6 separate regions of the Mus musculus genome follow, and all the other regions are linked to region 1. Evidence: chromatin loops called from intact Hi-C (ENCODE). Cell type or tissue: heart. All regions are shown on one strand.

What was found. A loop is a pair of places that touch in the nucleus more often than their neighbours do. Peaks named below come from ENCODE experiments on the same cell type or tissue, not always from the same donor. Only the 100,000 strongest peaks of a DNase experiment are listed, where the experiment ranks them.
Region 2: a loop joins it to region 1, with 4 times the contacts of the local background. A loop is called at or near these places in 14 of 42 quality-filtered maps.
Region 3: a loop joins it to region 1, with 5 times the contacts of the local background. A loop is called at or near these places in 16 of 42 quality-filtered maps.
Region 4: a loop joins it to region 1, with 3 times the contacts of the local background. A loop is called at or near these places in 14 of 42 quality-filtered maps.
Region 5: a loop joins it to region 1, with 5 times the contacts of the local background. A loop is called at or near these places in 3 of 42 quality-filtered maps.
Region 6: a loop joins it to region 1, with 6 times the contacts of the local background. A loop is called at or near these places in 21 of 42 quality-filtered maps.

The regions. Positions count from the first base shown.
Region 1 is chr7:116,243,366-116,248,365 of GRCm38, forward strand. All of the region lies in intron 3 of Plekha7 (pleckstrin homology domain containing, family A member 7), which reads right to left. Among named protein-coding and RNA genes, the nearest start is that of Gm44867, 46 kb to the right of the region's middle. In heart, CTCF peaks have their summits at 1,115 (motif pointing right), 2,967 (motif pointing right) and 4,181 (motif pointing left); no DNase peak of the experiment used is centred here; H3K4me3 peaks cover 1,214 bases; H3K27ac peaks cover 4,552 bases.
Region 2 is chr7:116,605,545-116,610,544 of GRCm38, forward strand. No RefSeq gene overlaps it. Among named protein-coding and RNA genes, the nearest start is that of Gm46018, 50 kb to the right of the region's middle. In heart, a CTCF peak has its summit at 3,111 (motif pointing left); DNase peaks (open chromatin) are centred at 2,327 and 4,527; H3K4me3 peaks cover 987 bases; H3K27ac peaks cover 996 bases.
Region 3 is chr7:116,159,382-116,164,381 of GRCm38, forward strand. It overlaps Plekha7 (pleckstrin homology domain containing, family A member 7), which reads right to left. Exons shown (of 27, transcript NM_001305185.1): 10 at 4,651-5,000. Among named protein-coding and RNA genes, the nearest start is that of 1110004F10Rik, 69 kb to the left of the region's middle. In heart, a CTCF peak has its summit at 2,295 (motif pointing right); no DNase peak of the experiment used is centred here.
Region 4 is chr7:116,617,587-116,622,586 of GRCm38, forward strand. No RefSeq gene overlaps it. Among named protein-coding and RNA genes, the nearest start is that of Gm46018, 38 kb to the right of the region's middle. In heart, no CTCF peak of the experiment used is centred here; a DNase peak (open chromatin) is centred at 2,925.
Region 5 is chr7:116,130,112-116,135,111 of GRCm38, forward strand. Plekha7 (pleckstrin homology domain containing, family A member 7) reads right to left here. Exons shown (of 27, transcript NM_001305185.1): 23 at 4,928-5,000; 24 at 2,510-2,665. Among named protein-coding and RNA genes, the nearest start is that of 1110004F10Rik, 39 kb to the left of the region's middle. In heart, CTCF peaks have their summits at 1,470 (motif pointing right), 2,157 (motif pointing right) and 4,490; DNase peaks (open chromatin) are centred at 2,160 and 4,910; H3K27ac peaks cover 1,509 bases.
Region 6 is chr7:116,320,855-116,325,854 of GRCm38, forward strand. No RefSeq gene overlaps it. Among named protein-coding and RNA genes, the nearest start is that of Snord14a, 9.9 kb to the right of the region's middle. In heart, a CTCF peak has its summit at 2,944 (motif pointing left); no DNase peak of the experiment used is centred here.

The DNA of each region.
Region 1 (5,000 bases):
TAAAATAATAAAATAAAATCAAGGGAAAGAAAGAAGTGCTGTTGTTATTCGACCATTGGTAAGTGCCAATTAGGGTTTCTCTGCAGAAGGCACAGCGAGCACAGGGGATAATGACAGAATAGAGGGGCGCAGGTGAAGGCTGTGAAGCTGTGACAGGTGAGGTCAGGGAGGCAGCAGCAGAGGCCTAAGCTGCGGAGCTCCAGCTGAGCTCTAAAGATGGGTCCAGGCATGAAGACAGGTGGGAAGAAACCGAGGGTCTCCCTGGAAACAAGATACCATGTGTGGGGAACCTGACGGCCTGTGGGAAGATCAATTTTGTTCCTTGCAAAGGTTTCTGTAGCTTCCGTCCAGAGGATGGCCTGGAAGTCAGAGGCAGCGAGTAAAGCTGCAGTGTTTATTCACTTCTTAGCTGTGTGCTGTGCTAAGAAGTGTGTGTGTGTGTGTGTGTGTGTGTGTGTGTGTGTGTGTGTGTGTGTGCGCGCGCGCGCGCGTGTGTATCTGTGAAGGACTTTAATCCCCCTAAAAGCTTTTTGGTATGAGCCCCGTTGCTGCCCTGATTTTGCAGACAGCGAAACCAAGACCCAGTGAAAGAGGCAATGAACCCATCCCCGCTGGTCTGTGAGGGCAGCGCCAATGACAACATACAAATAGGGGAAAGGGAGTAGAGGTGAAGAGGCCCTCCGCAGCAGTGTAGGGGGTCAGGGTGGGAGCTGGCTCAACAGCCTGAAGCTAGAACCAAGGCTCATGGGTGGCATTCACAGGGACAAAGCAAAGGAAAGCCAAAGCTGCTTCCAGGCTTTGAACTGAGAAACAGAGGCCAGTTTTACATCCTGAGAAGATAGGAGGTGGGGAGAGTTCAAATCCATATGGATTGGACGAGTCCAGCAGATGTGGGGGTAGAAGTCACAAGGCAGTGAGTGGCAGCAGTAGTTGCTGGGTAACAGTGAGAAGATGAGGAGACAGCTCTCCTGGCTATGGACATCTGGTTTGCTGTCACAAGCTCGCAATGACTCTGAGACTCCCAGCACATGCCTGGACTATCTTTTTTTTTTTTAATGTTTATTTATTTGTTTGTTTGTTTATTATGTATATAATGTTCTGCCTGCATGTATGCCTGCAGACCAGAAGAGGGCACCAGATCACATTGAAATGGTTGTGAGTCACCATGTGGTTGCTGGAAATTGAGCTCAGAACCTCTAGAAGAGCAGCCAATGCTCTTAACCTCTGAGCCATCTCTGCAGCCCCCAGCCTAGCCTTTAAGGCCCATCTACATCTCGGCTCCATGCTCTGAGCAGCTTCCCAGGAGCCTGGGCACCAGCAATCATCCTGATGATCTCCAGAAGGCACCCTGGCCCGAGCACAAGGTTATCAATCACCCAGCATCCCTCCCACGTCAACACTCCCTTTATCTGTCCTCTTGTCACTGCAGCCCACCAGAGTGGGAGGGCCTGGAGCCACTTGGAAGGTCCACAAGTCAAGACAATAAAAGGTTTCCTAAAATAAGCTCCCAACAGTGGCCCCTTCCAAATCCCCAGCTGCCACAGGGTCACAGCATGATAAAACAATTTCATCTTGACACCTCCTGGGCTCTCAGGAAGAGAGAGTGTGCTAGAGGTTGGGAAGAGGTTGTGAGGGGCGCATTTCTGAGAGGCAGCTTGACTGTGGGACACATCAGGCAGCCATGTTTTCACTCAGCCTTCAGGAACTGTGTGTGCTCCAACCAAAGGTTCTGCTCCGTCCTCCCCTGTCTGCTGGGGCTTCCTCTCCTAACTGGATGTGCATTCGTGTATGTGTGTGTGTGTGTGTGTCTGTGTGTGTGTGTGTCTGTGTGTCATCATTTTTGTCCCTTCCCACAAGCTGCTTAGAATCCACTGTGAAACGGGATGAAGAAATAAATGAACAGAGTGCTCAGCTGTCACAGACCCGGCTGTCACAGACCTGGGTGTCAGGCTGTCAGAACCACTTCATCAATAAAGATGCTTATGCAGAGAGTAATTAAAGACTAGAAGAGGGAATACCCTAATTATCAAGTAAAATGCTCCAATACTTTGATCTCTTTTTGTTTGAGAAGAAAATACAGGTCTGGTACCGGGTATGGAGGCAGGCACCTTCAATCCCAGCACTTGGGAAACAGAGGCAGTCAGATCTGAGAGCTGGAGGCCAGCCTGGTCTACACAGTAATGCCAGGTCTCAAAATAAAAACAACAAATCAGTTTATACTTAGCACCCGTATTCTTATTTCTTCCCTCTCCTTAATTAATGCGACAGTAATCTAGAGGGAAGAGGCAAACACTAAGACACTGTATGTGCATGGTGTCTCTGTGGTTGTTGCCTTTCACAAAAGGTCACCGGTTCCACACCAGCTACTTCATTTTCCCGGGAGACCTGTCAAAGCCACTCAGGGGAGCAAGCACAGACTCAGTGTGAATCCTTCATGGGTAAATCCGGGCTCTGCCCATCCTCTTCTGGAGTCTGCTGCTCTTCCCAAGAGTCTTTCTGAGCGCAGACACAAGCTGGCAGACGTGAGGCAGACAGCAGCCCAGAAGCACAACTTTGCAGACATAAAAATTATGACATTTTCTCAATACTGTCTCCAGCCAAAACCCTTCCTGAGCCTAGCAAGCCAAAGATAGAACCAAACGCCTCGTCTTGTTTACAAACACCACCAGGGCCCTTCCTCGGGGACCTTCCTCTCCAACAAACCCGAAGGCAGCAATTACTCCCAATCCCATGTGCTGGCCACATGTGTTTTGTGATGAGGCGCATTCTCCAGGGAGCAAAGAACAGAGATGATTTTTGCCTGTCATCTGTGAATCCTTGAGCACACGATGATGATAGATGCTTATGTCTGTCCCCAGTATTGCCAACCTTACAGAAGCATCTATTGACGCTTGGTGCAGTTGTGAAATATATTTTATTGCCAAGTATTTTTTGAAGATTGACAATCCATGAAGTATACACTAGAGGGCAGCACTGAGCCACGGATCCGCTCATTTGCCAATCCTACTGAAGTTTAATTAAATAATGAACCCCATTCTCAAAATTAGGTCTCTATTAAAATAATGGCAACAGAGACAGAGTAATTAAAAACACATGCCTGACAAATCCATACCCACAAGCCCATCCAGTGCACTTCCTGGCTCCTTGTCGCTTGCCACAATTACTGGATAAATCCAATTATGCCTTCGGATGCCCAAACTCTGCCTCTCCTCTCCCTTTTCCCCAGTGGCTTCTATGAAAGTAATACCCATCTTTAATGTGCCTGCACTTGAGGAGACACCGCATCTAGTACAATAAACACATCCTCCGAGTGCAGAGACCAGGGAGAACATGTTCTGAGGACTCTGCCAGCCCCGGGTGTGGGCTTTCTTCTCCCGACACTGGAGAGAGGCTGGAACTCAGCAGCTGTCAGAAGCAGCCATGAATTTACTAGAAAAGCCCTGCTGAGCCCCTGATAGCCAGGGGATGAGCAGGGGCTCAGGCTCAGTCTCCCCACCTGTGGCACAGCACGCCCCACCCCAGGACAGGGCCATCTGCAAATGCACCGCCTCCCCCTGAAGTTGTCATTGCTATGAACACGCCAGGAAGGGCACGGGGGGGGGGGGGGGTGGTAAAGTGCGCTGGAAGCCGGATAAAGTCCTCTGGCAAGTGGTAGTGTGCGCCCTTGAATAGCCCTTGCCTCTCTGAGAAGACAGGACAAGAATCAGTCACTGAGGTCTTACAGTCACATGGGATCGGGTCACACAAAGCAAAGGGAGTCTAAAAAGGGAGGTCTTCATCCCTAAGAGGACGGTGGTAACATGACTGTGGGGAGCAGTAAAGACCAGCTACACTACACTAGCACCCAGAGCTGCTGTCGCCCAGATAAGGCCGAGGAAGTGAATTGGAAAGGGAGAGATTACAGACAGGCTCCAGTGCGCATAGCCAAACACAGGCTGGGCAGGGAGAACTGAGGACAGGACCACCAGGAAAATCATCTGGGTGGGTCTGTCTCCTTCATCAACCTCCGTTGCTTTCCTCTGTGGGGACGAGTAGTCTGTGTCTTTGGCTTCAGCAGAGTGTCTGGCACACAGGAGGCACATGGAGGTGTGATGGGGGCCACGGGGGCGTGGGGGGGGGGGGGCGCCACTGCTTTGGACAGAAGAATCTCCTCTCTCCCGCCCTCTGCTGGCTATCAGAGGCATGGTATCTGCAGCCACTCTCAAAAGCAAATAATCTGCCTGACATAATTACATGTTTAAAAATAAAATCATTACCATCTTTTAGATAGCTGGGGTCAGGGATCTAGTTTAGTAGTAGCGTGCTTACCTAGGACACACAGGCCCTAAGTTTGATCCCTAGCACCGAAGAAGCCAAAGGGAGGGAGGGAGGGAGGGAGGGAGGGAGGGAGGGAGGGAGGGAGGAGGGGAGAGGAGAATGAATAAAGGAATCCAGTATTCTTCACTTCTTAGAGTTGAGTCCAAGGTGCTCAGCTTGACTGAAGAAGAATTAAAAGCCCTCTGCGGCTTGCAAAGCTCTAGACCCTTGCTGGCTCCTTCATGAACCTGCGCTCCCTTCAAGAAGGGGAGTTCACGCCTCAGAGGCGCCAGCAGCCAGTTATCTTCTGGGTAAAGAAAGCATCGCACAAAGAAGTAGCCATCTCTACTGCCCAGTTCCACTAAGGCTGGACAGAGTGGTGAGCGCCTGTAACTCTAACACTCAGGAAGCTGAAACCGGAGGATCCAGAGTTCAAGGTCAGCCCAGGCTGCATCAGGAAACTCAAAAACAAAATGGAAGAAGGAGCCCATAAGTGTGGCAGGGATGTGGGCAAAGTCCACCGTTCATGAGACACCCGTATGAACATGGCATAATGATACCAACTAAACAAAACAAGAAACAAAACAAAAAAAGACGGGGGGGGGGGGTCTTGCCTTAGGAGCAAGGCCAAAGTGACAAATATGAGATTGCAGGTGCCCTTCAGAACGGGCACCCTGTCTACACCTGTGCATCCTGAACACATG
Region 2 (5,000 bases), 360 kb after region 1:
TATTTAATGAACGGTAAGAATAAAAGCAAGGATGTGTATCATGCAGCGGGGAGTTATGTAGTGTGGGGTAGAGGCGGTCATGGGTATAGATTAAGGTTTCTTGAAACCATATTTTGTAAGGCAAAGGCCAATCACACATCCTGGGGTCCTGAGTTCAGTATAGGTTGAAAAGCATGATTTTCAGGGTACATTAGGTTCAGGAAACAGAAACTTATTCTTGTAAGGGATGGAGATGGAACAGTTCGGCTCTTTAACTACAATGTGGCTTCCCAGTTTCACAGCGTCTATGTGCTGAGTTTCATGGCCTGAAGAGGACTTTGATCATGGTGTCAGTTGTACAAAGGTCTGGGAATCTGTTCCAGGGCAGCCATAGCTGAATCGGAAGGCTGGCACAAAGGGCATCTCAGTTTCTTGAGGAGTAAAGGAGATGGTGGCACCTAGAAGCTCTCAGCTTAAAAGTGGGAAAGGGCAGTCTGGAGCCACCAGGAAGGAACAGGTCACCTGTCTGTGGCCCAGACTGACCGCTCTTTTAGGTCCAAGGTGATCACCTTTAATGGTGTTGTGTTGTTACATCTCTGTAGTAGTATTGTGTACTGTGTACTGGCATCTTTGTAGTAGTAGGTAGCCCCATTGGATTTTTAAAACCAGAAATGTCTGCCCCAGCATCTATAAAAGTAGTGGCCATGGGTTCTTGGAGCCTTCCTTCTGATTCTCTTCCTGTAATACCCTTGTGGTTGGGCCATTGCTTTGGGATAGTTTGGCCGTTCTTCCAACGTCTCCTTTCCTTACAATGTGCACATTGACCCCTTTCCAGTGTGGTTCTTTCCATCTTTTTGTTTTTGAGGCTCCTCCGTTGGACATGAGCAGTAGAGTCTCAAATGAGCTGACTGGAAGGCAGCCAGCACATATGCTGCCTGCCAGCCCATGGTCGGTCAGCATCCAAGGCAGCCTGCCTGCCTCTCAGTGTCCTGGTTATCTGGACACTTCGATGAGCTGAGACGTATCCATCCCTACAAAGCTTGCTAGCCTTTGGAGTTTGTACTGATGTCTGGAGTTGACTGAATGACAAAGGCCAAATCTAATGCCCTAGCATTTTCCAGAGACAGTGGATCAAAAGAGGTGTAAATTCAGAAAGCAGCTTGGAATATTTTTTCTGGGTTCTAAAGAACCCCAATAGTTGTAGACAAGTTCGTGAATATGCATTAGGGTCCCAATCCAGGCGCCTTGATGGGAAAGGTGTGTCAAAAGTGACTAGCTCTTCAACATCAACTACCAAAAAAAAAAAAAAAAAAAAAAAAAAAGCCTTCTTGCCTCTTCCCCAGTATGTTTCCCCTTTTGGAAGCAAACAGGGTCAGATGGAGTTGTTGGCAATCGTTCCAAATGGGGCGATGGATGCAGAGAACAGCATCCAGCAGGACAATTAGGCCTGGGACTTATCCAGAAAAGGTGGGAGGGGGTCCTGGGTCTTCCAATTATACAGATTTGAAGTAGAGGAAAGAACAGAGGTCGGGAAAGGGCGATGACCCTCCTCTAAATAGCTACTCTGTGCCCCAGGAGGGCACAGCATCTCCACCAATGGAACAACAGAAGCTGGGGTCTGAGTAGAGTCTGGGGCATGGTGGGACCTCAAGTGGAAAGCCAATGGTGGAGAAGGTGGTGTGGGAGGGGGAGGTTGGGGAATTGGATGTCTCCACCAGGAGGGAAGTAAAAGAGTGTATAGATCCAGAAGGGGAAGTGGGTGAAGGGGTGGGGGCAGGGGTGGATAGAGTGGGGTGGGACAGGATGGGAAGGAGGGGCCTGAGGTGTGTGTGTGTGTGTGTGTGTGTGTGTGTGTGTGTGTGAATCTGGAAGAGGTAGAGGACACGGAGAAGATGGCCTGAGGTGGGCTTGGGAGAGTGGGGGGTGGGGGGGTGGGGGGGGAAAGCCTTGGTTTCTTAAGGTGTCAGGATAGGTGTTGGGAGACAAGTGACAAGGAATTTTTTAGAGACCAAATTAGTAGATTTTCTCAGCTAAGGAAATAAGTCAATTCAAGCGGAATTAGAAGTAAAAAAGGGCAGGTTTATTTGGGAACGACTCCCATGCGAGTTTGCCAGCCTCAGTGGGTGAGACCGGAAAAAGTCTTGGGCAGGCTGTGACAGGGAAGTTTTTTATGGATTGTAGGCGAAGGATAATCACGTGTCTGCTACACGCTGGGCTTGTGCCCTGTTGTGGTCATCTTTTGGGGGGGGGGAAGGGGGGCTTAGGTGGCTGGCGACTTCAGGGGCGGGGTTGGGACAGCTGTCAGGAACTGGGCTTGGGTGCCTTTCTTCTGCTCAGAGGCTTTCCGGAGTGGGGGTTGGAGAGAGGGAGGGATCGAGTTTACTGACTTGGGGGTGGTGGTGGTAGGGATAGGGAGATGGGTGAGGGGGCAAGCTGGAGGCTCCAACTGAACACAGAACAGCAGAATAATCCCTAGAAGCAAACTGTTTAAGCTGAACAGGTGGGTTTAAACTAGAGCCCCACTGATCAATATAAGCTGCCTGATCAGGACGCGTGGGGGCCGATGAAACCTTGAGCCAGACTGCCTTCACGATAGCGTTGTCCAGGGAACTGGTAGATGGTCATTTCACTTCAGAAGAGGAGCAGTTAATCTCAAAGTAAGTGCGCAGCCTTTCTTTTCCCATATTCCTCCGCAGCTCCTTGGGAGAAATTTTTTTTTTAGCGCATACACCAAAGGGGTGAGAATTTCGAGTCGATGGTCCTCAACTTAATTGACTAAAGGAAGTTCTATTATGACCAAGTTAAATGAGAGAAGACCCCACTAAACACCTGCCACAGCTCCCTTGTTGGTGGGACTCATCGAAACTCCACGTGTAGTAGGGACAGTTGACTCCAGGATCGGATTGGTATGGCTGGAATTTCCCTCTGTCCTGGAGAGGAAAGACTACCCGCCCCCCATCCCACTCCACCCCACCCCAACCCCAAAAAACAAAAAACAAAAAGACGAATGATTGAGTGCCACCTAGTGGCAGAATCCAGAACAAACAGCCGTAGACTCTCCAAGGATCAAAAAAAAAAAAAAAAAAAAAAAAAAAGCACGTAGGGGCTGCCACCTAGTGGCACAATGCGGAAAACCCGGCAGAATCAGCTTTAGCTCCACTTTTCTTCTGGGGAGGCAAGAGCCAGGAGGCAGGGTGGAAGGGTGGATAGAGGGGAGGACAGGACTATTAATTAAGGACTCAGAACTCCTAATTTGCTTAATCAGAGTGGTTGTCAGTAATTATCTCAGGTACATAATTACATTGGAGGTATCAGGGAGATTCCCCTGGCTCCGTGAGGAGCCGTATTCCTGGCCAGGCAGAGGTGGTGGTGGTGGTGGTGGGGTGGTAGTGAGGGGGCCGGCCCTGACAAATTTTCCAGGGCCGCCCTCCTCGCAGTGAGTCTGGAGAGATATTTTCCCAAACAGGAAGACAGAGTCCTCTTAACACTCTCAAGAGTACTGAATTAAGTTCTGGGTACTGAATTAAATTCTGTTTCTGGTTTCTAGTTCCGGTTGATGGAAGGGGAGACTTCTGGCTAAGGAGACACCCCAAAGAAAGGGCTTCTTTTCCAGATCAGGGATTTAGGTCCAAAGAAGACCCAGTTCTTTTGGAAGCCCTCTTCCTGATTTAGTCCTCCTACACTAAACTAGCATGCCAGTAGTAGGGTTACCCTGTATTCTGGTTATACCTCTTATGAGAGATCTGGTTTTGGGATTGCTGAGTGAATGTTTGGCCAACTGTGTAAATAATGTAAATGATTAAATGCATGACAAGAAAGTTTGACCCAGGTAGTTGTAGTTGTTTGATTTTGTCACTGGTGGTTCTGTTTTGTCTCCTCGTCCTATTTGTCTCCAATCCTCTTGGTCTCTGAGAAATGTCTTGGTGCCCAACTTCAGGGATTTAGCATTTTAAAAGGCAAAACCACAGAGATGTATCAAAGTTCCACCAGGGTCAGAGTAATCCTCCAGCATTCACTCCTGGCAGAGCGCAGCAGTTATTTTAGACCGAACTTGGTGATTATTTTTGTAAATACTTCTGTAAATACTAGGAGTCAAGGTCATGGAAATCTCAAATGTGCTGCCGAGGCGGATATAACCGAGGCAGGAGTGGGGCAAAGGGCTGAGAATTATCAAAGCAAACACAAAATGGAGTCAGAACAGGATGCCATTGCCTTAGCCATTTCAAAGCAAATGTCAGGTCCCGTCTACTCAAGGCCAGAGGTTCACAAAGTGGATTGACCCTAAATGTGTCTACCACAATTGGGTCTAACTATCAGGAGCTGAGTAAATTCAGGGACCATGGCTAACACACACACAAGCTTCAACGTGTTTATGATTATTGATGCGGGAGATACTTGGAGCTAATGTCTGTAGGGAGTGGTATGCCTAGGACCATCTCTTCCAGGACATGTCCTTGAGAGCAGCCCTCCCATGACTTGAATCTTGCCTTTGATAGGAGAACTATTTTGAGAAACTCACCAGCAAAACAGAGCCCAGAGTATTCCGGGCAGCTGCTCCCAGACTCCAGGCGAACGATATTGGCTCAACCCTGAAATGGGACTCGTTTCAAGGGGACGGTTCCTTCCTTCTGGATTGAGCAGATGCTGCAGCGGAGGACATGTGTCCACTCAGAGCAAGGTTGAGAGAATCAAATTAATTTCTTTTATGACCCGAGGCGAGTTTGAAATTGGCTCTTGCGAGATGAAAAACGAACTGTGGAGCCTCTCGTGAGGCTTCTGCTCCCCTCAGCCTTAGCAGCCTCTTCCTGCTTGTCAGGGCTTCGGCAAGTTAATTGGGGTGGGAGGCAGCAATCTGGTGCCATGCCACAATCCCCAAGCACTGCCTGTGGGAAGGACAACCAGGCAGCCCCCACTTAGGTACTGGCACTGGGGTAGGTTTTAATGATGTCATGGAAAGGAACCATGGATTTACAGTAGCACCAAAAAGGAGTAAAACTTGTGTCTGTGTAATCCTGTAACTG
Region 3 (5,000 bases), 84 kb before region 1:
CAGGATCAGGCTGGAGAGATGGCTCAGCGGTTAAGAGCACCAACTGCTCTTCCAGAGGTCCTGAGTTCAAATCCCAGCAACCACATGGTGGCTCACAACCATCTGTAACAGGATCTGATGCCCTCTTCTGGTGTGTCTGAAGTCAGTGACAGTGGACTCATATGCATTAAATAAGTAAATCAATCTTTAAATAAAGGAAGTTCAGGGGCGTCCTCAGCCGTGCAATAAGTTCTGGGCCATTCTAGGATACAGGAAACATTGTCAAAGACTAGGGGTTGAAGAGATGGCTCAGCAGTCAGAGATTTGCTGCTTTTCCAGAGGGCCCAGGTTCAATCCCCAGCAGCCACAAAAGGTTCATAACAACCTGTAACTCCAGTTCCAGGAGATCTATCTCCCTCTTCTGAATTCCATGGGCATCAGGCATGCACAGCAATGCACAGACATACACTCAGGCAAAACATTCAGAACATAAATTCAAACTTTTTTTTACAGTTTACGGCCAGTGAGATGGCTTAGTACATAGAGTGCTTGCCAAGCAGGCTTGATAATCTGAACTAAATCCCCAGAACCAACGGTGGCAGGAGAGAATGGACTCCCAAAAGTGTTCTTCTAAATGCTGTATGTGCATTGCAGCATCCATGTGCCTGCTCAAGTGTGTGTGCGCTCCCCCCACCTCTGTCTGTCTGTCTGTCTGTCTGCTCTCTCTCTCTCTCTCTCTCTCTCTAAGTTCTTTTTTGTTGTCGTTTGCTTTTTTCAGTCTAATCTGCAAGGTAGTGTGACCTTGTAAAGAGAATAGGCTCTGGGATTACAGAAGCCTGGGTTCAAATCCTAACTCTGTCTCATCAACTTCACATGGCAAACTTATAACAAAAACATCACTGTGTGTCAGTCATTGCTCTGGGATGATGCTAACTCTGAGTATATGGTCAGTGGAGGCGGCAGCAGCAGCAGCAATACCTGAGGCTTTATTCAAAGGGCAGGCTCCTGAATTAAGCCAGTCACTGCATGTTCTCGCTTGTACATGGGATGCAGAGAAGCAAAGAGTAAGGCTGGCGATGGCAGAGATGAAGCAGGAGATGTTGGTCAGCTGTGCAGACTTTCACGTGAGCATGTATCAGAGCCCCACTGTACACAACATGGGGACCACAGCTAATAATAATAACTTCAGAATTCTCAAAGAACAGAGTGATTATTGCTACCACATTACATAAGGATATGTGGGTGAGGTGATGAATATTAATGTTTCAACAGCTTCACAATGTATGCATATACCAAAATCTCCCATCTGTTCCATCAATATATAACTATTACTTTTTCAAATGTATGATTATGTTTGTGTGTGTATGCACATGTGTTGGAGTGGGCACACCCATGTATGTTTGTGTCTGGAGGCCAGAAGAGGACATCAAGGGTCCTGCTCTAACATTCTCTGCCCCCTTCCCTTGAGACAGTGTCTCTCCCTAGCCTAGAACTTCTTGTCTGACTAAGGCAGCTGGCCAGTGAGCTCCCAGATCCATCTGTCTGCCCCCTAACACTGGGATTGCCTGACATGGGTGGAACTGCACAAGAATCACTCGTGCCAAGTGTCATTTCTCTACTCCCATAGTTATTACTTTTGGTTAAAAGTAAAAGCTGGAGAGATGCCTTAGCACTGGCTGCTCTTACAAAGGACCTGGGTTCAATTCTCAGCACCGACATGGTGGCTCACAACCATCTGTAACTCCAGTTCCAGGGGCTCTGACTCTCTTTTCTGACCTCTGCAGACAGCAGGAACACACACACATGGTACACATAAAATAAAATAAAATAAATCTTTTTTAAAAATCTTAGAAATACAGGATAGAGATATAATTCAGTTTTAACAGTCTTTGTCTAATATCCACAAAGCCCTGGGTTCAACTCCCAGTGTGGCATAAACAGACCAGAAGCCAGTCTGGGATCAAGACCCTATATAAAATATAATTTCAAAATGTAGGTCTTTCAGCCCAGGAGATCTATGAATAATAACCTCTGGGCAGGGTACTTTCACCCTGTTAAACAGCCCCAGAGGTTGAAGGATGCTATTCCAATCCTAGTACATCACTCATATCGTCTGACCTCACGTCCATCTCTTCTGCTCTACCCTCACTCGCCTCTCTGCACAACGTGGATAATAAGCCCCTCTGACTCACCATCGTGAGGGACAGAAATAGGTGCCATCAAATATGGCAGCTTCCCTTTCTCAGTTTCTTTTCATTCAGTTGAGGTAATTTTAAGATCACTTCAACCCAAACCTGTCTAGCATGCAGGTGTGCCTGCTTGCCACTAGGTGGCAGAGGTTTTCCATTCATTTTCCCAAAGCCCACGTCTAATGTGGTAGCAGCTCCCAAATCCTCAGAGGTGGGTGGTGGCCGAAGCAGTCAGCAGATGTGGGACTGCTCCGTCCATCTGTCTCTACAGCCTATGCAGAGTACCTGCCTACCATGTTTAGATGGTCACAGTCCCCCATTCCCACTATTAAGTATCCCAAATCCGGAGGCTGTCCTCAGTCCCTGCTTCCCACTTATGCACTGTCTACCATTTGGGGAGACCTCAGACATTAGTAGGATGGTGGCCACTGGCTCCTGCAGCCAAACTATAATGATTAACTGGCTAGTGGAGGGAGGGGCAGGATAGGTCCCAGGAGCAGGTGGGTGCTCCTGGGGCAGCCTCTGTCTTGACAACAGACATGTGTCCAACCTGGCCTTACATAGTCCTGTATTAGGAACCACCTGCCCTGTGGTTCCAAAACCAGAAAAATTAAACAGGATATCCTGAGAAAGTGGCTGCAAGACAGTCACGCCAAATGTAAGGTCAACTTTTGTGACTGCTCCTGTTTGCTGAAGAAATCCCTCACCCTCGCTTCCACGTCAATCATGCAAGCCTTTCATTTCCTATTGTGTTCCCTCTGATCGGCTTTTAATCCCTGGCCCCACCCACCTTTTTATTTTATAAGTACACTTTACTTTAAACACTGGGTGCCGGTGAAAGTAGAAGGCGAGGACTCTAAGTACCGGTATGTAAGACTCTTGCTAACCCCATCCCAACAGCGTTAAATTACAGGAGATGCAATCTAGATATATCTCAAATATGGGGATAAGTGAGAAATAGTTCCCTATGTGGACTTCCTTCCAATGCCTCTGTGTGCTCTGTCCAGTGACAAGGAGGTCAGCACAGTCTTACAACACACTAAGGTGAGATAGCTGGCTTCTTTATCTGTGTTTTCAAATGGAAAATGGAGGAAGTTCCTTCACTAAGGAGCCAGACCCATTGGTCACTTACCATAGGAAATTACCATATACTTATATATATTTTCGTGAGTGTGTGTGCATGTATGTGTGTGTATGCGTGTATGTGTGTATGTGCATGTATGTGTGTGTGTGTAGAACAGACTGGCCTGGAACTTACAGCCACCCTCTAGTGATTACAGACATGTGCCATGAAACCCAGCTACATAATCTTTAAGGACAAATATCTGGGAACACGGGGTGCAGCCCCTTTAGGACGGTACAACCCCAGGGCCAATGTGCATCTTCTCTGCACTCTGCTTTCAGCCTCAGTGCCACTGCCTCTCCTCCCCTTGCTGATCCCCCTCCCTTCAGCTCCCTGACACACACCACCTTTGTGCCTTCCACAGGGCAGGCCATTGTGGCGAGGAATAACGAGGTCTGTGGGTGGTGAGAGCCTTGTGGAGTCCCATTTCATCAACAACGAGTTAGAAGCTCAATGGTCTAATTTTTTTTTTTTTTTTGCAAGGACTTTCTCCCATGAAAAGGTCTCGAGAGCCAGGCATTCTGGTGGCTCCTTCATTCCTACTGTCCACTGCCTTCAGATTTAAACTCTGAAACTAGCTCTGGCTGGGTGGGGTGTGCACGTCTTTCCTCATGGTACTTGGGAGGTAGAGGCAGGTGGAGCTCTATGAGTTCAAGGCCAGCTTGGTCTACACAGTGAGTTCCAGGCCAAACAGGCTACATAATGAGACCTTGTCTAAAAAGAAAAAAGAAAGAAAGGGTCTAGAGAGATGGCTTGGCTGTTAAAGAGCACTTGCTGCTCCTGCGGAGGCTTCAGGCTTAGTTCCCAGCATCCATCCACATGGTACTGTTTCTAACTCCAGTTCTAGGGGAACTAATGCCCTCTTTTGGTCTCTATGGGCACTAGCCCATATCTGGTACTCAGACATGCATGCAGGGAAACACCCATAAACATAAAATGTTTTTCTTCAAATGAGCCCCTACCAATGACAGGATGAGTTTCCACAATACCTGGGTTCTTCCCGGGGCTCCTCCAGGCATCTGGGAGGTGACACCTGGGTCTCAGTGCTCTCAAGAGTCTACAGAGACTCCTTGGAAGCAGAGGGACAGCAGTGCAAAGCTGATCAGCTACTGACACTGTTGGCCATCTGTGTCCACAGACCACACTCTAAACACAGCCTTGCCACTAAGCTGTGTGTCCTAGGTAGGCTACCTCCCTTCTCCAAGCCCATTTCTCTGGTCTGTAAATTAGAGCTACCACCTTCCTGTGGAGGACTGTTAAGGTTATTCACATAGAGGTAGAGCGGTTAATTAGCTGAGCAGGTACTGGAGAAATGACAGCACCCGACCGGCCCCACCCTTGTTATCACATTAGACTAACCTCCTGCCGTCCCCCTTCTGAGCTTTTGTCCAGTGCTCTGCCTGGGCCAGGCCGGTCTTCCTCTGGCTGTGTTTTTCTGGGTTGGCCCTGGGAGGAGCAGTCCGCTGGTACCCATTGGTCCCATTCTGTTCTCCCAGGCCATAAGGTGGCACCCCGTTCTTCTCGGCTCGCTGTGGCTGTGCTTGCTGGCCTCGGGGCCCACCAGGTAGATCGACAAACAAGGCATCCTCCTCAGCTGGCAAGTATGGGGACCTGGCCTTGCTCCTGTCCCTCCTGCCCTCCAGTGGGTCTCTTTGAGCACGGAAGCGTTCCTCCTCCTGCTCCCTCCTGTTGAAGCCATAGGAGTCCTC
Region 4 (5,000 bases), 370 kb after region 1:
CGCCCCAGTCAACCTCACAGCAGATTTCATGATTGTGATGGTTATTCTTCATTGTCAACTTGACCACATCTGGAATTAACTAATAACCAAGTGGCTGGGTACACTTGTGAGGGTTTTTTTTTTTTTTTCTTAGTTAAATAATCTGAAGGAAGGCCCATTTTTAAATCCTAATCTTCAAGATAGGAAGCTCCACATTTATTCCATTTGTTGTTGTTGTTTTGTTTTACTTTTTCTTTTTTCAGGGTTTCTCTATGTAGCCTTAGCTGTCCTAGAACTCATTACTTTGTAGACCATGCTGGTCTCACACTGGAACTCACAGAGATCTACTTGCTTCTGCTTCCCAAGCGCTGGGATTACAGGCATGTGTTGTCATGCTCACCATAGTTCAGATCTTTTGAGATGGGAAGTTCACCTTTAATATGGGCCACACCTTCTGCCTGAAGCCTATATAAAGAACATGGAAAAAGGAAGCCTGCTCTCTCTTTCCCTGCTCGCTCTCACTCTCACTGCCTTTACTGCCATTGCAGCCTACATCTTTGGGATTCTAGAATATACTGAAGACCAATTGAGACATCCAGCCCAATGGACTGAACAACTGCTAGATTCTTGGAACTTCCATTGGATTCTTGGACCTTCCATTGGTAAATAGCCATTGTTGTGCTAGGTGAACCATAGCCTATAGGGCATTTTAATAAGTCCCCTTACACACACACACGCACACACACACACACACACACACACACACACACACACACACACACACACAATCATTCTATCTGTTCAGTTCCTCTAGAAAACCCTGACTAATACAATAATGTACTTTGAAGTTGAGAGCATCTTTGGGAAAATGGTCAATAGTTCTGCCAGGGGTGGGGGTGGGAATATAGTTTGCTTTGATTAATGACAGCTGTTAGGAAAGCCACTCATTTCTACAGCATGAACTGAGGCCAGTGGGGTATGGCCCCTCTTTAAGGCAAGTCCTTGTAGTATTGAATAGGAATAGCCATTCTTGAAAGCTGTGGTGTCAAAGCAAATGAAATCTACACCTATGTCTCAGACCAGCAGCCTGGATCACGTGGGTGCTGATAAACTCATGAATTGTAGCTCCTTCCACAGCTCTCATGTTGGAGTCTGCCTTCCAGCCAGATTACCCGGTTAGCCACATGCAGGGTGAAGCCTGAATAACAATTCTGTTTCAGCAGAGATGTTCAAGGGGGTGAGCTGTGGACAGCTGGTGTGCTGGCTAGTTTTTGTCAGCTTGGTATACACTAAAGACACTTAAGAAGAGGGAAACTTCATTGAGGAATTGCCTACATCAGATTGGCCCGTGGTCATGTCCAAGGCATTTAAAATGATGAACTTGAGAGGGCCCAGATCACTGTGGATATTGCCAATGCTGGGCACCTGGTCCTGGGATATAGAAGAAAGCAGATTGAACAAGCCAAGAGGATCCAGGCCAGTAAACAGCAGTGCTGTGGGCTCTGCTTCAGTTCCTGCCTCGACTTCCTTCAGCGATGGACTAACTTTGACATGGAAATGTAAGATGAAATGAGCCTTTTTTCCTCAAGTAGGTCTTGGTCAGTGTTCTATCATATATTTTAACCTATAGAATACATGCATGCACACATGCCCACAGGCATACTCACATGCACAGGCTGGTTTGGCAGGTCTAGAAATCTGCTTCTCTCTCAGTTGAGATTACAAGTCCATGCTACCATGTTCCCCCCTTCTTCCCTCCTTCCCTCCCTCTCTCCCTCTCCCTCTCCCTCTCCCTCTCCCTCTCTCTCTCTCTCTCTCTCTCTCTCTCCCTCTCTCTCTCTTCCTTTAAGGAGTTCTAAGTATGGAACTCAGGTCCTCATCATTACAGGGCAAGCAATTTACTGAGCTAGCCCTCTGGCTCTTTGTTTTTAACCACTATGTGTGATTGCTCTCCTGAAGCTAAACACAAACGCAGCATTTTGGACAACAGTCAGAAATGGACAGGTTTTCTGCTCTCGTGTTCAATTATGTCGCAACTAATGTGACTTCTTGTCCTGATTTGTCCAGGTCTGGGCAGTTTCCTGGAGTGTGGTGCTTTAAGCACTGGAAATGGGACGACTGGCTGATCACTCTGTTACATCCAGACTCTAAGCATGTCCACTTGTGACTTGATTGCCATAGTCAGGGTACTGAGCACATATTTTGCACAAATCACTGATGATATATGGCCTGAATCCCAGGTCTAGCTTCTTCTCTCCCCTGTAGTGCCTAGGGACAGTGGCCAAGTTCCTCTGCTCTGAAAATATTTATCTGTGAGGCCAGAGATGTCCAGTCTTTTAACAGCTTGACATAATGCTGTTGTGAACAGATGTCACGGGCTGTTTTCATGATTATTCTGGGATGCTTGTAGCCTCTAGCCAGGAGGTTAGACATGCCTGTGTAAGGTGTTAAGTCAGACAGCATGCAAGTAGACCAGCATCTATCCTCCGAGCATTTCTGAAGTTCATTTGAGGTATAAGTCAGTTGAAGTTGGAGTGATAGAAGGTAAAACCCACCAAGGTTCAGTGTCAACACATCAGGTGTTCATCTGACCTTGGGCAAACCACTTCATCTGTCTGGTCCTGGGTGTCCTCACCTGTACTCCAAATGGGAGAGGGAAGGCTGGGGGAAAATGTCCAGTGCAGGGACCCACCTGTTGGCTGCAGAATCAGGATACAAAGCCACACCAAAGTTTACACTCAGCTACTCTGCAGTGCTGTCTCCTTCACCTATTTCCAAGGAGATGTAGAGACGAGGAGACATACCAATTAGGAACCCTAAACCAGGAGGTGGCCATGAGGACAGTACACAAAGTGTCTGCAGAAGCATCTCTTCACTACTGACATCCTGACAGCATCTCTGGCTCTGGACACCTGCTGGACTCACCCTCTGGCTGCAGAGTGCCCTGAAGCTTCCCCGGCAGAATGCATTTGATGTGATCAGCAGGCTTGATGCAATGCTCAGGCCCCAGGAACTTCCCTTCTTCATGGAGAAGTGAAACTAGAATCTTCTAAGGGCAGCTGGCCTGTCATCCGAGTCTCACTGAGGAGTGGCAGGAAGGAGTCTGTGAACCTGCGGCTGTGGCACCTGCAGGACATCTTTGATCTGTTGTGGTGTTACTGCCAAGGAGAGCCGAGACTGGTTTTCTTGGCTCTCCCTCTCTTGTCATTTTAAGAATAAAAGTGACCATCTCTCCTGTATTTCTTCTTTCTTATTTTTCCCCCAACAGCTAGTGACTACATTATTCAAAGCACAAGGAAGAGGGCCATAAAGTATATTCAGTAAACCTTTTGAATGCAGTATGTGTTAGGCTTTGTGCAGAACCTATATCATTTATACAATTAAGTCTTACAATCACCTTAAAGATGACATTCTTTTTATTCGCATTTTACATTTAAATGTGCCCAGAAAGGCCAAGTCACTAACACACACACACACTCACTCACTCACTCACACAGAGTGATGTTGCGGTAAATCTCTCCCAAATATGCCCCAGCAATGAAAACACGACTCAGTTAATATAATTACATGTTGTGCACCTAGATTGGGCAGATCTACCGCTACACTACCATCTTCTGCAGCTTATGAGACCCCTTAGAACTTGTTGTTTCTCCAGGCCATGTGCTTCTGCTCCGCTTTTTTTCATCTTTGTCTTTCTCTTCCTCTGCATCCTCTCCCTCTTCCATTTTCTCCTTCTCCTCTTTCCCCTCTTCCACTAGTAGCAGTAGATCTGCCCAATCTAGGTGCACAGCATGTAATCATATTAACTTTGTTTTCATTGCTGGGGCATATTTGGGAGGACATTTGCCACAACAAAATGGCACCCAACATATTGATTTGAATTCAACTGACCTGAAATAAAAATTCACTGACTCCCAACCCCTGAATGGGGCTTGGGCAGTGACCTAGGCTGTAGCAGTATGGGTTTGAAGCTAACTAGATTTTAGGGGTCTACAGGGAAAAGCAGAGAGGCATCTATGCCTGAGAGAGCCTTTCTGTGTTTGCTTCCCTGTATCCTTCATTCCCTCCTGCCTCCCCCATCTCCAAACAGGGACAAAGTCAACTCAGATCTTTTTACACTCAGCTTCTCCCTGTGAATAAATAATTGGGAAACAAAGGTACAAAGGACTCTGGACCAGGTAATTCATTTCTATAAAGAGAGAAATAGAATCTTTTGATACTTGAAGAAGGTGTAAAGATATAGTGCTCTAATAAGTCTTACAGGATACTCATATTCTAATGTGGGCTCCATGGGAATTTTGGGTTTAAATCCTGGTTTGACAAGCTGCCTCTTATAAGTAGGTGTAGTACCTAAAGATGGGAAATTTTATCTGCAGTTCAGAACCAGATAGGAATATTAGTCACTGACTCCAAGTAGAGAGAGCAGTGATAATCACCTGCTATGAACAGGTATTAATTATTAGAATTCTGTGGCTCCAGGTAGAGAGCATAACAGATAGATATCATAATGCGGATTAATTAAATAAATGTCTGTGGCTCAAGGTACAGTGCACCTGATAAGTCTTACAGGATACTCATATTCTGTCTAATGTGGGCTCCACGGGAATTTTGGGTTTAAATCCTGGTTTGACAAGCTGCTTCTTATAAGCAAGTATAGAAAGGAAAGGAAAGGAAAGGAAAGAAAAAGAAAGGAAAGAGGAAAGGAAAGAGGAAAGGAAAGGAAAGGAAAAGGGAAGGTGGAGCAGAAGAGAAGAGAGAGGAGAAGGAGAAAATGGAAGAGGGAGAGGATGAAGAGGAGGAGGAGGAAGACAAAGATGAAGAAAAATAGAGCAGAAGCACCTGGGCTGGAGAAACATCAAGTTCTAAGGGGTCTCATAAGCTGTGGAAGATGGTAGTGTAGCGGTAGATCTGCCCAATCTAGGCGCACAACATGTAATTATATTAACTGAGTCATGTTTTCATTGCTGGGACATATTTGGGAGGAGATGTACTGCAACAGAGCGAAAATGCAAATTTAGTCG
Region 5 (5,000 bases), 110 kb before region 1:
ATTTCTAGGGATTGGACATGCCTCAACCCCACTCTTGCTCCAGGCCTGTCCCCCACGGCTCACCCAGAAGAAACTTGCTAAGATCATCAAAAGAATCAGTTGTGGAACTAAGGACTCGAACCTGAGTCTCATACCGAAGCACATGCTCTTCCTGCTACACTAGACGGCTTTCTAGAGGCCAGGGGAAAGGGAAACAGAAGGCAGGCAACACGCTGAGACTCTCACAGGAAGCACTTGATCCTTAGTGCTACACTCAAAGCCCCAGTGAGCCGACCCTCCAGCCACACGGGCTCAGTGGGAGCTCTGGTGTCCTTCCCACCTAAGGAGCTTTCTTCTGCTCTAATTTAGGGATCTGGCACTGAAATAGGACTTCAGTAAGTGAAGTCTTATTTCAGGGCTGTGAGATAGTACGTGTATTTAATCCCAGCACTGGAGAGGCAGAGACAAGTGGATCTCTAGTCTACACAGTGAGTTCCAGGCCAGCCAGGGCTACCTAGAAAGGTCCTGTCTCAAAACAGAAAATAACAAAGCCCAACCAACCAACCAACTAACCAACCAAATAAACAAACAAAAAAAGGTCGAACCAGAGCCAGGCAGCTTAGAGACCACCCAAAACGGATGGGTGAGCTGACATAACCGTAGTAAAACCTCTCCCATCTCAAACACACTTCTGACTTTGGGGGGCGTACAGGTCAGACCTGACTGACTGAAAAGCTTGAACCAGCAGTGACAGCATGCAACCGGTTAATAACCAAGGTGCTTTTCGTACTTCTGGGCAGAGCGTAGATTTTTACCTTCACCTAACGGATGAAGACTGATGGTCCTCTCTTCAGTTCTCCACCTGCCCCCAGCCTGACTCTGCAGGTTTATCTAAGTTACCTTTCCTAAAAGCTCTCTCATTCTTTCCTCTGGGACAGTGCTCTGGTGACAAGGCCCCTCCCCCATGCTATATACAGATTCAGTCTTCATAGCACCCCATTCCTGCAAGAATGTTAAATTTGTGCATTTGAGAGATGGCTCAGTAGGTAAGCTGCTTGCTGCCAAGGCTAATGACTCAAGTTTGATCTTGGGGACCCACATGGTAGGAAAGAACCAACTCTACTGGTTGTCTCAGTACATTTTAAATTAAAAAAAAAAAAGTTAATTTTGTTTTCCCCCAGCACCAGTGGGAATCCCTGTTTTTAACCTGCTAGCTAAAGTTCTGAAAACCTCTGTCCACGCTTTTAGGAATATTTAAGCTTGCGATTTTCAAAATGTCATCTTAATTTGCCTCAAGATAGTTTTCTTCCCCCTTGACTAGGTGGATTTTGGTCTCAGTAGCAGAACTGAACCCATGTGGCCCTTCAGTTTGTTGAAAGGTGGCAAGAAAAAAATCTGTCATCCGACCAGGACAGATCTAGAGTAGGAAGTAGACTGCATTGTAGCAGGAGGATTTAGGTTAGAGATAAGGAAGGACAGCAGAGGGCAGCCTCGCATTGCCAAGAGCACATGGAGGCTCTTTGTGAATAAGAAAGCCGCCAGACTGTTGGCAGCTACTGTTTAGGCTGTCAGAGAAAAAGACCTGGGGCAGGAGGCTGAATTTACTGACTGCAAGAACCAAGAACCTAGAAACTCAAGTACCGAGTTACCTACAGTGTTCTCTTTGTTCTCAGAGCTCCTTTCCCCCATGAATCCCTAACCATTCAAAGGGAAAAACAAAACAAAACAAAAACCTGCAAATGGATCTGCCCTGTCTCTTGAAATGGGAGGGCTAGGTATGTAGTTCTATGTACTTGGCATGTGTGAGACCCAGATTTTAACACACACACACACACAACCACAGTGGCAAAGTTCCCCCTCTACCTAAGTAGGGCACCTGTGGAAGACTTAGAATCTCACCCAAACTCAGCCTACACCTGGGAAAAATGCAGCAGGCCAAGTTCCTACACAAATGTTTTGGGGCACTGGAAATTCATATAACAATGTCTTCCACCAGCAGACATTTATAGCATGCCTACTGCGTGCCATCCTAGTGCTAGGGACACAAAGGACTGAAACAGCTGCAGACACTGCCCACAGACCACAGGTGACCAGAGATGTCTAGAAGACTGCCTGGCACTCCCTCCCTCCCTTCCTTTCTCCTGCCTTGTTTTCCTAGGCCTGACCTGTCATGAGGCAAGTGGGCCACTAGAGGGCAGCAGAAGAGTTCAGATCGAAATTGGCTCCAGTCCCGGCTGGAAATGTCTCCTGTGACTTTTCAGACCTGCCCTGTATTTTCCCACCACGTATGATAGTCTGCCTAAGAGGTCATTTTCGAGGGCCACCACTAATGATCCAGGGAACATTTTCTAATCCTCTTGGGAACATGCTGAGTCACTTAATTCTCCCCACATCATCAGAAATAGGCTTAAGTGTGATTTAGAACATGGACGCCTTTACGATCTCAAGCGTCCGGACCTTCCTGGGCAACAGTGAAGCTGAACCCTGCCTGGTGACTTCTAGAAAGCATGAAGGAAGCCCCTATCCTCACCTCTCTGCTGATGTCCAAGTCATAGTCTTGTGGCTCCAGGTCCAACTCCATGACAGGTGTGGCTTGCACTTTCAGCCAGCCCTCCTCTTTGTCTTTTCTGTCCCCCTGAGCAGCCCGTTCCAGCAGCTGCAGGTCAAACTCTTGTTCTCGCTTCCACTGGCAACAGAGGAGAGGGTTAACCTCACTTTCCGACCCATTCAAGAACCACACAGGGCCCTGAGGCCTAAGGACCTGGGAAGACGGACTTTTGAGACATTAGGCAAGTGTCATAGCTGTGTTGTGTGTGTGTGTGTGTGTGTGTGTGTGTGTGTGTGCGTGTGTGTGTGTGTGTGTAACTGAAAACTGGCCTCTGCCTTCGTCCTGTGGCCTCTTCCACACTGCTGGCTGTGCTCTGATCTAGGACCTCTGAGTATTCAAATGTGCATCCGTAGGGTCCTGGAGGAAGACCCATGACTTTAAGCCTACAGTGGTCCACAGGGACCCAGCAATTGGTAGAGAGTTCCAATCAGTACCAAGGAGTTGGTTGACCACCAGTGTTGCAAACTGCCGTGGAAAATGATAACCATTTGAGATAAGACAGTTTCCTTAAAATAGAAAACAAACTAAAAGTGAGATCAGAGGGAATTGCTCCAAGGCTGTTTCACAGTGGCAACTTTGTATCAATGTCTCTTCCCAGGAGGGAAAAATCTACCCAGGCACGTGTGCGCAGTTCCAAGATGGCTTCCTGTTCACTTCAGACCTCTGACCTTAAAAGAACAAAGGACTCTCTTGTGAGGATGAGACGATACTTAATGCCTCAGGTCACCTCCTCTCTCTCACTCCATTCATCTCACAGTACCCCAGCAGCCAAAGATACCTCACAACCACCCCGACCCGATCCTGTCGCCATGTCAGCACGCTCCACACATTCATGCACAAGCTCGGGTCCTCCGTAGCAAACCAACAGAATTGTGTGTGCTGATGGTTTTCCAATTACAGTTTGGATGACTTAGGCAACTGAAGTCCAGGGATAAATTTAATGGTTCACAAAGAAAACACACAATTCCTTACACGCTCACAAGTGCTCAAAAAGAGACAAGTCCTCATTTAAACCCAGCCTGATTGCTTCCACAAACAGCAAAAGTTCACCGCACTCTGCAAACTACCCTGCGGAAGAACCACGCCAATCCGTAATGGGAAGCAATATGTTTATTGGCGCTGACGAGACTTACACAAGCCTTTTTTTCCCCCAAAGAAAAAGCACAAAGGATTGGAGTTGTGGATCGGAAATACTCTCTGTATCCCAGACAGCAGGTTGTAGAAAGTCAGGGTTCTGATGTTTACTTATAATACTTAAAAGTTAATGGGTTTATAGCTTTTAAAGACACTATTCTAGTCATTTGGTGACTAACAGCTGCAGAGAGGCCCTCTGAATACAGTTTATTTTGCTATCTATTCAAGTTACTAGATAAGAATTACAAAAGCAATAAGGAATTGCATGATGGGATAGGAGGAGTTACCACCAAATGGCTTCAGACTACGCACTCTCTAAAGCTGATATTTACTGTCCAGGGTAAGGCATGGATGGAATCGGTAAATCCCCAATGCCCAGACCACTGCTAATGACCGTGGTCCTCACAGAGCAGCTTTTTGGATGGGTGAATTATCAGTCAGCTGGCCTACACAAAGCAGGGCAGTGGGAAGGTAAGCAACACCTAGGGATGCCTGCTAGTCTAGGGAGCCAAGAGCTGCTAGTACAAGCCTGGTCAGAGACAGCACTGGCTGGTTAGAGAGGGGCCAGTACCAATTCAGAGCGTCTGTAGAGACAATCAGGCAGGATTAGAGGCAATGAGCGCAGACACTAGAAGCGTAGGAGCTTGTGCAATGAATTAGGGAGGGAGCAGTCAGGCTAGAGGGCTGGGGAACTGGGGGCTCCAAACCCCAAAGCCAAATGCAATGTCCCCACAATGAGCCTAAGGCAACCGTGGGCAGGTGCAGCGCCAGCCACCAGGGGCAGCACCAATTTCCCCAGCCCTCCTGAGTACCTGAGGCCTCAGCCCCGCGGGCTGTGGGAGACCACCAGCACCTTATTGAGTTGCCTCCCCTGGCTGCGGGATCTGCTTGGGAGGCTGTGTGGTTGAGTTGCATATCATACCGTTCCTTCCCATCTGCTCTACTGGAATCCTACATTCTCAAGTCCTTCGTTGAGCCCAGAGCCTCCTCCCACTCAGCGTGGAGAAAGGATGAGGCCTCTGCTGCTAGACCTCCCTACTGCTTTGTTTCCCGGTCATCCTCTGGCCAGCTCACACGTGCGGCTGGAGTTGTGGACAAGCAGCCCCTTGGGACGGTCAACCAAGTAAGTCACCCTGGCAGGGGACTTGCGTCTGCTTGGGGGACTCGGGGAAGTTCTGGCCTCTGTCCCAGCCCCGCCTAACATACTGAGCCGAGATCTCCTGGCAGTGGCTGGCTGAGGTATCGGGCTGAGAGCAGACCCGTCTTTTCTCCTTGGCTC
Region 6 (5,000 bases), 77 kb after region 1:
GACATATATTAGAGGTTTTGATCTTGAGCTGGGGAGCTCAGGGATAGAGCACTTGCCTGGAGTCAATCCCCAGCACAGAGTGGAGGGAGGGAGGGAGGGAGTAGGGTGAGAAGGAGGGAGGGAGGGAAGAAAGTAGGGTGGAAGCTAGGACAGGGAGAGGATGGGGCAGGAGGAGGGGAAGGAGAAGAGTTTTCATCTAAAACTTCACTCTTCTAGCAGCAACTAGAGAGTCCTCAGGACGAATGCAGACTCAGATACATCCTGGGCCTCTGGGAAGTCTAGGTCCCCTGCTGCTTCTCACAGCCCAAATGCATTCAGCTGAAATAAGGATTTAAAAAGAAAGAAATTTAATTTATTTATTTATTTATTTGTTTATTTATTTATTTATTGGTTTTTTTCGAGACAGGGTTTCTCTGTGTAGCCCTGGCTGTCCTGGAACTCACTTTGTAGACCAGGCTGGCCTGGAACTCAGAAATCTGCCTGCCTCTGCCTCCCAAGTGCTGGGATTAAATGCGTGTGCCACCATGCTCGGCCTTGTTTTTGTTGTTGTTGTTTTTGTTTTTTGAGACAGGATTTTTCTGTGTAGCCCTAGCTATCCTGAAACTCACTCTGTAGACCAGGCTGGCCTCGAACTCAGAAATCTGCCTGCCTCTGCCTCCTAAGTGCTAGGATTAAAGGCATGCGCCACCACTGCCCAGCCTCTTATGCCCTTTTCGGTTCTCTGTAAGCACCTGAAAACACAAACAATCACATTTATACACCCACACAAATAAAGTAAATCTTTCATTTAAAAGCCTGGCTGGAAATGGCTCTGCAGTTAAGAGCACTGGCTCTTGTACAGGACCTGGGTTCAGTTCCTAGCATCCACATCTCAGTTCATATCTATCTCTAACCCCAGTTCTAAAAGATCTAGCATCCTCCTTTGGCCTCCATGGGCACCAGGCATACACATGGTACACATATGCAGGCAAATACTCATACACATACAATAATAATACATATTTTAAAAGACTGGGCATGGTATGACACATGCCTTCAATCCATCCAGGAGGCAAGGGCTAATAGGTCTGTGTCATCCTAGTTTACATAGCAGGCCAGGCCAGCCTGGACTGCACAGTGACACCCTGTCTCCAGGTATGGAGGCATATGTCCATAATCCCATAATCCCATCATGCACTTGGGAGGCCTCAAATTTGATGCTATCCAGAGAGAGAACCTGCACTGTGGATTTGTCTGACAAACAGTGCAGAATATATATTTATAAAACTCTTACAGTCCACCAGTGGGAGCTAGTGACTGCAATCCCAGCACTTGAAAGGCTGGGAGACAAAACCAGTCTGAGATACGGTGTAAGTTCAGGGCTACCCTGGGCTCCAGCCCAAGCAACAAGACGGTAACTAACACACTACACCAATGTCTCATACTTTTAATAGGCATCAGAGTTCCTGGAACACTTAGTTAAAATGCAGATTCCCTTTCTCTGCTTTTGGGGGTCAGTGTGAGGCCTGAGATTCTGCCTGTTTAATAATAAAGGTGACAGTTGAAGGTGGCCACAGGTCACAGTTTGGATGCTGCTGCTAAAGACTGGAGAAGCAGCAGGTGTCAGATGCCCCAGCAAGGTACATGCATATGTTTCAAATGAATATGCAAGAGCCAGGCATGGTGGCCTATAATCCCAGCACTCAGGAGGGATAAGCAGGCCAGCCTCTGTGAATTTGAGGCCAGCCTGGTCTACAAAGGGAGTTCCAGGCCAGCAAGGGAGGCCTTGTCTCAAAAAATAAAAAAAAATTAAAAAAGAAAGAAAGAAAAGAAAGAAAGAAGGAAAGGAAGGAAGGAAGGAAGGGAAAGAAAGAAGAGAAGAGAAAAGGAAAGGAAAGGAAAGGAAAGGAAAGGAAAGGAAAGGAAAGGAAAGGAAAGGAAAGGAAAGAAGAAAACATGGATGAATCTCTCATTTAGTGTAGCCCAGGCTGGCCTGGAACTCAGGGTGTGCCTAATGATGGCCTGGAACTCAGGCTGTTTACCACCTGAGGATAACCTGGAATGATGATTTTTGAATGAAGAGGCTAATTCCTGACCTCTTGCCTCCACTGGAACTCCAGCTGAGTTACCACCACACCAGGTTTTATGTGGCACAGGGGACTGAACCCACTTTGTGCATTTCAATGCTACCAACTGAGCCCTGAAACTTTAAAAGGAAATTGTAGTTTTTTTAATATTTAGTGTGGCTGGAGAGATGGCTCCATCAGTTACAAGCATCAGCTATTCTTCCAGATAACCCGGAGTTCGATTCCGATTCCCAGTTCTGCATGGTGTGATTCATATCCATTTGTAGGTAGAGTTCCAGGGGATCTAAACCATCTTCTGGTTGCTGCAGGCGCCAGGCATGCATATGCTACACACACACACACACACACAGTTAAAACATACATACATTTAAAATAAAAATCATAACTTAAAAATTGCATGAAATTCTCAAAGAACAAAAACATTTAAATATTTAGACATAGCATACAGTTAAAAATTAACAAAAATATGAACTGAAAGACCCATGACCACGTGGCATTAGTAGGTGTTCAGTCAGTAAACCCGTCTTTCTCTTCTGTCCTCCATTCATCTCCTGACCTCACTCCCCCCCTCGGGCTGCACCACCATTTCTGAGTTTCACTAAGTGTGGTGGGAGTCAGGCACTCTGAGCTGCATATACAAAACAGACAGCCCCTGTCTAACTGGCCCGCAACCTATCTCCATCCCCACACGTTTGTTTCCGTGCATCAATCCTCGTTTCTCCAGCTTTATGCAGGCCATCTTCTCCCAAGGCCGCAAGGTACTTTCTACTTTCCTTCTTCAGTACTGAACCTAATTTCTCCTCCAGAAGACTGTCCAGGCTCAGTCACTCGAGACTGAAAGGAAGCTTGGGCCAGCCAGGCCCCTGCTGCCCTCTACTGGGCTCCCCGGCAGTGCAAAGCCTGTTGCCTGTCTCATTTGGAGGGTTTGTCTTGGGTTGTAATCCAGCATGGGGAAATAGAGGCAGGAGAATGAAAACTTCAAAACAAAACAAACAAACAAACAAACAAACAAAAAAACAAAAAAACAGAGTGAGTTCCAAAACAGCCAGGGCTACACAGAAAAACCCTGTCTAGAAAAACAAAAACAAACAAACAAAAATATATTTAATCACATTATGATATATACATATAACATATATATATATATTTTTAAATTTATTTTATTTCTTTTTTTTTCTTTTTTGGTTTTTCGAGACAGGGTTTCTCTGTGTAGCCCTGGCTATCCTGAAACTCACTCTGTAGACCAGGCTGGCCTTGAACTCAGAAATCATATGTGTGTATGTGTGTAGCATATGCATGCCTGGCACCTGCAGCAACCAGAAGTATACACATATATATACTCTAGCTGTCTTCAGACATACCAGAGAGTGCATCAAATCCCATTACAGATGGTTATGAGCCACCATGTGGTTGCTGGGATTTGAACTCCGGACCTGGAAGAGCAGTCAGTACTCTTTTTTTTTTTTTTTTTTGCAGTCAGTACTCTTAACTGCTGAGCAGTCTCTCCAGCGCAAAGCTTCCACACTGAATGAGTAAAGCCCGCACCAACAGTCTTGAGTCTTTTTGAGACAGTGTCTCCTTAAGCAGAGTAGCCTTCAGTTAGCTTAAATAGTCAAAAATGATCTCAAATTCTGAGTCTCCTGCCTGTACCTCTCAAATGGAGGGATTACAGGTGTGTGCCGCCATGTCCAGCAGTCTGTGAACCTTCTAAGGTACACGATCATTTGTGATCATCTCATCAGCACCTAGCATAGAGCTCTGTTTATAGCAGGCACCCAATACACATGATGTAGCCAATTCATTAGCTATGCAGCTAGCTCCTAAAATGTTCCTCATTGAAGCCTGTCACTAAAATGACAAGCTTAGAAACACTTGCTGAGTGAACGGGCTGATTTCATAATTCTGGACCCCACAGAGATTTAAAGAAATTATTGGCAATTAAAAAACAACTATGAGCCGGGCGTGGTGGTGCACGCCTTTAATCCCAGTACTCGAGAGGCAGAGACAGGTGGATTTCTGAGTTTGAGGCCATCTACAAAGTTAGTTCCAGGACAGCCAGGGCTATACAGAAAAACCCTGTCTTGAAAAACCAAAAAACCAAACCAAACCAAACCAAACCAAAAAACAAAACAAAACAAAAAACCCAAAGCCCCATGGAGACAACTATGGCAAAGCCTGCCACCTTACTTAGAACTGCAATGTTAGCCCGAGCTCAAACTCCCCAGATGGCTCTGCCTCAGGGAGGGACCGTTATCCTGACCTGGGAATTCAGCTAAACATTTCATTTGGTTTGTAGCCACAGCAACACATAACGGTGTAAGAAGCAAGGTGACGGAGGTAAGGTTACAATGGCAGAAACAGCACCAGCGTGGAGCTGAGAAAACCACCCCCATTTCTGACTAAAGCAAGCTGATTTGTACATATTAGTAACACCATCAGACAGATTGACAGTGTTAAGAGAACAGTGGAGACAGAAGTGCTCTGCAGTGACACTGTTCAAACGCCCTGGACCCCATTCCCAGTATCCTGCCTCCCCAGATCAAAGGACCTAGCTGGGTACCAAGGCATTCCGAGTGCTTGGAAGATGGAGGCAAGAGATCAGGGGTTCTTTATTCTCTGCTATATAGTCAGTTCCAGGCCAGGCAGGGATACAAAGAGACCCTGTCCTGGAAAATAAATGAAGTGGGTAGGGTGGCAGCTAAAGTCACTTAACTTGATGGATTTTTTTTTTACCTTTCTTCTTTCATTTTTCATTTGCTTGTTTTTTGTTTTTGTGTGTGTGTGTGTGTTGATTTTTCTAGAAAAATATAGTAATTATATTTATAATTCTTGTCTTTTTAAAAAGGCTTATTTATTATATGTAAGTACACTGTAGCTGTCTTTAGATATGCCAGAAGAGGGCATCAGATCTCATTACAGATGGTTGTGAGCCAC